Linked DNA regions of Homo sapiens: region 1 is linked to region 2. Evidence: chromatin loops called from intact Hi-C (ENCODE). Cell type or tissue: CD4-positive, alpha-beta T cell. All regions are shown on one strand.

Region 1 (2,500 bases), 210 kb after region 2:
ATTGTGATGGCTAACCCAAGCCCCTCTCACTGAAGTGAGGGACTACGTGTTCTTCATTTCCTGGCGTCACAGCTAGAGTTATCAATGGATCTAATTAGAGGAAAACTAAAAAGAAGATAAAGTGATACAGTCCCAGATGCGCTAGTGTTCTGGAAGGTTCTGATGACTTTAACCTCTCCAGTTCCCTTCACAGTTCAGGAGTCAGGGATCTCACTGGGCCACACTGTTGCTCTCCACTGGACCTTCAGGACTTGTCGCCGCTTTGTTCCTAGCGCTCTGAAACAAAAATGAGCCCTCCTTTGTTTCACTGCCTCAAGTTCAGACTTCCTGCGCCTTCCCGTGTGACACTTAGGGAATGCAGTGAATTCTGCTGTGCTAACATGGGGGAGGGAGAAGGTGGGAGAAAATCCTCCAGGCCCGCTCTTCCTCCCAGGGAAAGGAGATGCTCACAGTGATCTTCTGGGGAGAGTGTCCTCGCTTTGTTTTCAAATAGAAAGAAGTGACAAATAGTGGCTGCTGAAGTTGATGTGAGGGGAGGTCAGGGTCACCACAGGATGTATTTTGGTCAGGCGGGTCCTTGAAGGGCCCTCAATACCTAGCCGCTTAGCTCAGCAGGAGGGAAGACGAGCCTGGGCTTGCAGATCTGGTTCCCCTCATGCTCAGCACCCACTCCCCCGCCCTCCGCCACTATCTTCAATACTCAAGAGTGACAAAGTACAACCATCCTTTTTCTGATGTGGCATTTGATTAAGACACAATTCATACAGACAGCCGGACATTTGAACGCGAAGCACTCCGCATATTTATGGATGCGTCCTGAGCAGTGCAAGCCGCCCGGCTCGGCTGCTGCTTGTGAGCAGGAGATGCCCTTTAGGGTGCTGATGCAGCTGTTTCCTCTGCAGTCAATTTCCTGGTGAAGGTTCAATAACTTTCTCTGACGATAAAAAAAAAACTCGGATATTAAACTTGACATAAATACTATTTAAAGTCAAAACAACTTCCTAAATTCCAAAGGCGGGCACAGAAGAGGAGACAGCATAGGCTAGGTAACGAATTCCTTCTATATAGCTTCGAGGTAATCTTTTAAACAACCTTAGAAATGACCCGAGATGCACTGGAAAGCCACTGTTGGGATTTCAGAAGGTAGCATTTCAGGAAGGCCATGAGAACTGAGACTGTAGATAAACAAGACAAAGCTCCTGCCCTCTTTCTGGTACCCAGAAGTCCTGCTTTATCCCCGGCTGTGGAGGAGCCTCTATGGGTCATCTGCCCTGAGGGGGAGGAGCTGGAGGTGCCCCTACCGATGGGGTGGGTAGTAAGCTCCCGGCCTCTGCCACCCCGCTGCTGTCCATGGGACTCAGGTCTACCCCTCTTCCTCTTCGGCGTTCTCTGTGTCGCCTGAGTTTGGGTAAATGCCATGGTGTTACCCTCTGTCTGCATAGTGCACTCCGCCTCTGCAAGGGGCTGCTGCAAGAATTGGGCTCTTCCAGGGCTTCGGAAATTGATTGCACAGGGCGGTGGCTAGCGCGTGTAGTGCCTTTGTGGCAATTGGAGAAAGGAGCGCCACCTGGTGGATCAACTACTAAAAGGCACTCCATGCACTTGGCCAGCCAAGAGAAGGGGGGCAGCCCTGCACCCGCCTGCTGTGCAAGGGGCCCTAGTGCAGGGCATAAGGCAGACACATCTCCTGGCATAGCTGTAAAGGCAGTCTTGAGGGCTGAAGCTTCTTATTATACACTATTTCATGGATTAAAGTGTCTTATCAAATCTAATTTTTTTTAAGCCTAGTAAATCACATCCTATTGCTCAGTCTGCAAAGGAGGTCATAAGATCCTATTTTTGATGCAGTCATTCTTATTTCAGTATATAAATGCCACAAGGAGTACCTATTCTTGGTACTTTATTTTATTTTATTTTATTTACTAGGATATTAATTTGTGGCCTAGTCATTAACATTGAAAACTTGAAATATGTATGAGGTAGTCCAAACCCAAACCCCAACCTGAGTTACTGGTGCTTAATTACTGAGGCAGTTACAGTGCTGTAAATGAGTTCATCTCTGATTGCAGCCGTAACCCATGCAGTGCTCAATTGAAGGAAGGGATGATACAAGGTGGCAATATAACACCACAACATCCATGAGTTGATTTTAATTGGTAAACTGGCAATATATAGTGAGAATTGTTTGGTCTGTCCACCGCATTGCAATTTAAGGAAAGTCCATAAAATTACAGGAGCATATAATTGGGGTACTAAACTCATTTTCTTATGTTATCACAGCTGGCATCTTTAGGTTATTGAAAGCCTTTAAACCAGCCATCTTCAAGGAGATGTAATTGTCAATGTGGTCTTTATACATTATTCCTGTTAGCACAGAGCTGCAGAGATAAAAACAGTCACTAAAATATGCACAAATTTTCTGTATATAACTTTCTTATTTCAAGTTCATGGAAGATCAGTAAATGTTAATGAGGATTAAAAACCATTTTTTAGATCCTGG
Region 2 (2,500 bases):
AAGTCATAGAGATAGGGTGTGAGGAACTTATAAATCAAATGGGCATTTTCTGCCAGGACATCTGCTGCCAGGTCAAAATACTCATATTTACAGTAGAGCAGCAACAGGTTGCCAAAAGTCTCTGGAGGAAAGGGATTCTGTTGGAGCAAAAACTGTAGCTTTTCAAACCCTTCTGTAGGCCTGGCATCCATGTTCATTAGTGCCTGGTTGTGTAGGGTCACAGGGTCCAACTCTTCCTCTGCCCTGGGTGGCATGTCAGTGAGGGCTTCTTGAGCTGCCTCATAGTTTCTCAGTTGGTATTCTATAGCTGCCTTAAGGTTGAAGGCTTCCACCAGAGCAGTCTGATGGAGGACTAAGGTGTTGCCAACACTGCGAACATCAATGCCCTCAGTGGTCATGCCCACACCTAGCTCAGGGTGCTGGCGGATGCCACGCTCAATAATCTCAGCGATATGCTTCAGTGCTGAAGCATACTGTCGGCTGCTGTAATAGGCCAAAGCCAGGTTGTAGGAAAGGTCAGGCTGGTAGCCCGAGGCCTGCAGGGCGGCAAAAAACTTGGAGCATGCAGCTTCATACTGTCCCTCCTTGTAGAGCAAACAACCCAGGTTGATCTGGCCATCGGTCTCATTCTCGCCCCCACTTTCCTCTCCCCCTTCCCTACTCGGCAGCTGCTCTACCAGGCTCCTGGACCCTGGCAGATCGCCCTCGCTGTACTTGATAGCAGCTTGCAGGCGGAGGACCCGGCTGTGGTAGGCGGGGTTATCCAGGAGAAGGAAGGCGACCCGGGTGGCCTCCGCATAAAGGCAGGCCTTGTACAGGGCCTGGGCCTGGTACAGGCGGTACTGCTCCAGTTCCGGGTGCAGCTGGCCCAGCTGCTCATAGCACTCGGCCGCCAGCGCGAACTCCTGCAGGCGGTAGTAGCAGTAGCCTAGCAGCGACAGGCCGGCGCGGCTCCTAGGGCTCCGCTGCAGTTCTCCGCCCAGCAGCTGCACCGCCTCGGCGTAGCGTGCATTGCGGATGAGGCGGTACACGACCGCGGTGAACTCCCCGTCGGGGATCTGCGCGCCGCTCAGGCCAGCCATAACCACCACGGCTGTTATGGGTGCGGTTACTATGGCAACAGAGCAACCGGAAGCGGAAGACTGCCGGTTTCCTTGTCGCAAGAAATCTGTTAGGAACAAAAAGGGACCACTCTCGTCAGTCTCTCAATTTCAGCTTGATCTTCAAATACTCTGGACTGCGGAGTGGCGGCATTCAGGAGGGGAAAGACTACTCCGGGCCGTTCAGAGACTGAATCTACTCGTCCCGGCATGCACCGTTCCAGTGGTTCCGCGGCGCGGGTCGTAGCCGCGCTGCATGCTGGGAGACGTAGTCCCGGCTGTACCTACCGAACCGGCGGCCCGTGGGGGTGCAGGGTAACTCTCCTTCCCTGCCTCTTAAAGATGAGGGGCGCTCACTGTGTCTGTTATGGCACCGTGGTCTCTGGCGCGGCGGAGGAAGGTTTCCGGCCCCATGTTCCTGGCGATTTTGAGCCTGGTACACGGTGTGGTCGATAATAATGCTGGCTTTTGGTTTAGTTTCAGTAAAAGAACCGGGATGGCAAAAGGCGAGTTATCTCTTGGAATTACCCTGGAATTAGAGCACGTTCTTTTTTGCACTACCCCGAGGGCACAGTTTGTAAGAACGGAATAGAGCGGCGAGCAGGAATCCTTAATTTGGTGGTTTCCAGAGGTTAATGAGGAAAAAGGACTGTGAATCTTGATTGGTACTGGGAGAGTTTCGGTTTTAGGTCCAAGTATCTCCCGCTCTTTTTTCCCGTAACAACAAATATTACTGAGTATATATTGGCGTTTACCCTTGGCCATCCCCATTGCGCTGGAGTTCCAACTTTCACTACTAGGTAGAAACGTTGGAGAAATGCATGACTTCAGTTTTTTCCAAGAGGGGAAAATCCAAGACATTAAAATGTGCTCCTTTCCCTATGCATTTTTACTCTTCTCTCTTAACTACTAAATTAGTCAGCCAGTGATGTGTGGGTGTGTGAGAGACACACATGCTCAGTTTGTACTTTTCAGCCTTCTAGGGATTTTGGATATTGAACTGATAAATATGGATTTTCTTCTGTTAAAATAAGAAAAGATTGCCTACACTTTAATTTTTTTTCCAGATTCTTAGTTTGAAGATTTCTATGCAGGTTTGCTAGACTGTACAAGATATCATTCTGGGTTTTCTTTCATTCTTTGTTATATATTTGGAATAGATGCTGTAGATTCCATGTTATTATCCTGGGGCTATTTTTGTATAATTTTTTTTCAGTTTATTAGTGGCCATGATGGGGCTGTGAAAAACTAGGGGCTTAATTATTCCATAAAATTATATTTAATCACCAATTTAAAAAATACCCCTAGATAAACTGACCTGGAGACCATAGACTTTAAGGGAGAATAAATACAATTTTTCAATCAAGAATTAGGGACATAGACAAGATAGCAAAATATGA

What was found. Hi-C counts contacts between places; a loop is a spot of excess contacts. Peaks named below come from ENCODE experiments on the same cell type or tissue, not always from the same donor. Only the 100,000 strongest peaks of a DNase experiment are listed, where the experiment ranks them.
Region 1: a loop joins it to region 2, with 27 times the contacts of the local background. A loop is called at or near these places in 3 of 110 quality-filtered maps.

Annotation. Positions count from the first base shown.
Region 1 is chr2:177,762,294-177,764,793 of GRCh38, forward strand. The region is part of intron 10 of PDE11A (phosphodiesterase 11A); the gene reads right to left. Among named protein-coding and RNA genes, the nearest start is that of PDE11A-AS1, 90 kb to the left of the region's middle. RefSeq lists a silencer at 1,448-1,742. In CD4-positive, alpha-beta T cell, CTCF peaks have their summits at 1,554 (motif pointing left) and 1,754; a DNase peak (open chromatin) is centred at 1,558.
Region 2 is chr2:177,551,682-177,554,181 of GRCh38, forward strand. IFT70B (intraflagellar transport 70B) reads right to left here and starts at 1,115. Exons shown (of 1, transcript NM_152517.3): 1 at 1-1,115. The coding sequence starts at 1,082. RefSeq lists enhancers at 115-919, 920-1,723, 1,092-1,381. In CD4-positive, alpha-beta T cell, no CTCF peak of the experiment used is centred here; DNase peaks (open chromatin) are centred at 1,080 and 1,350; H3K4me3 peaks cover 1,719 bases; H3K27ac peaks cover 1,285 bases.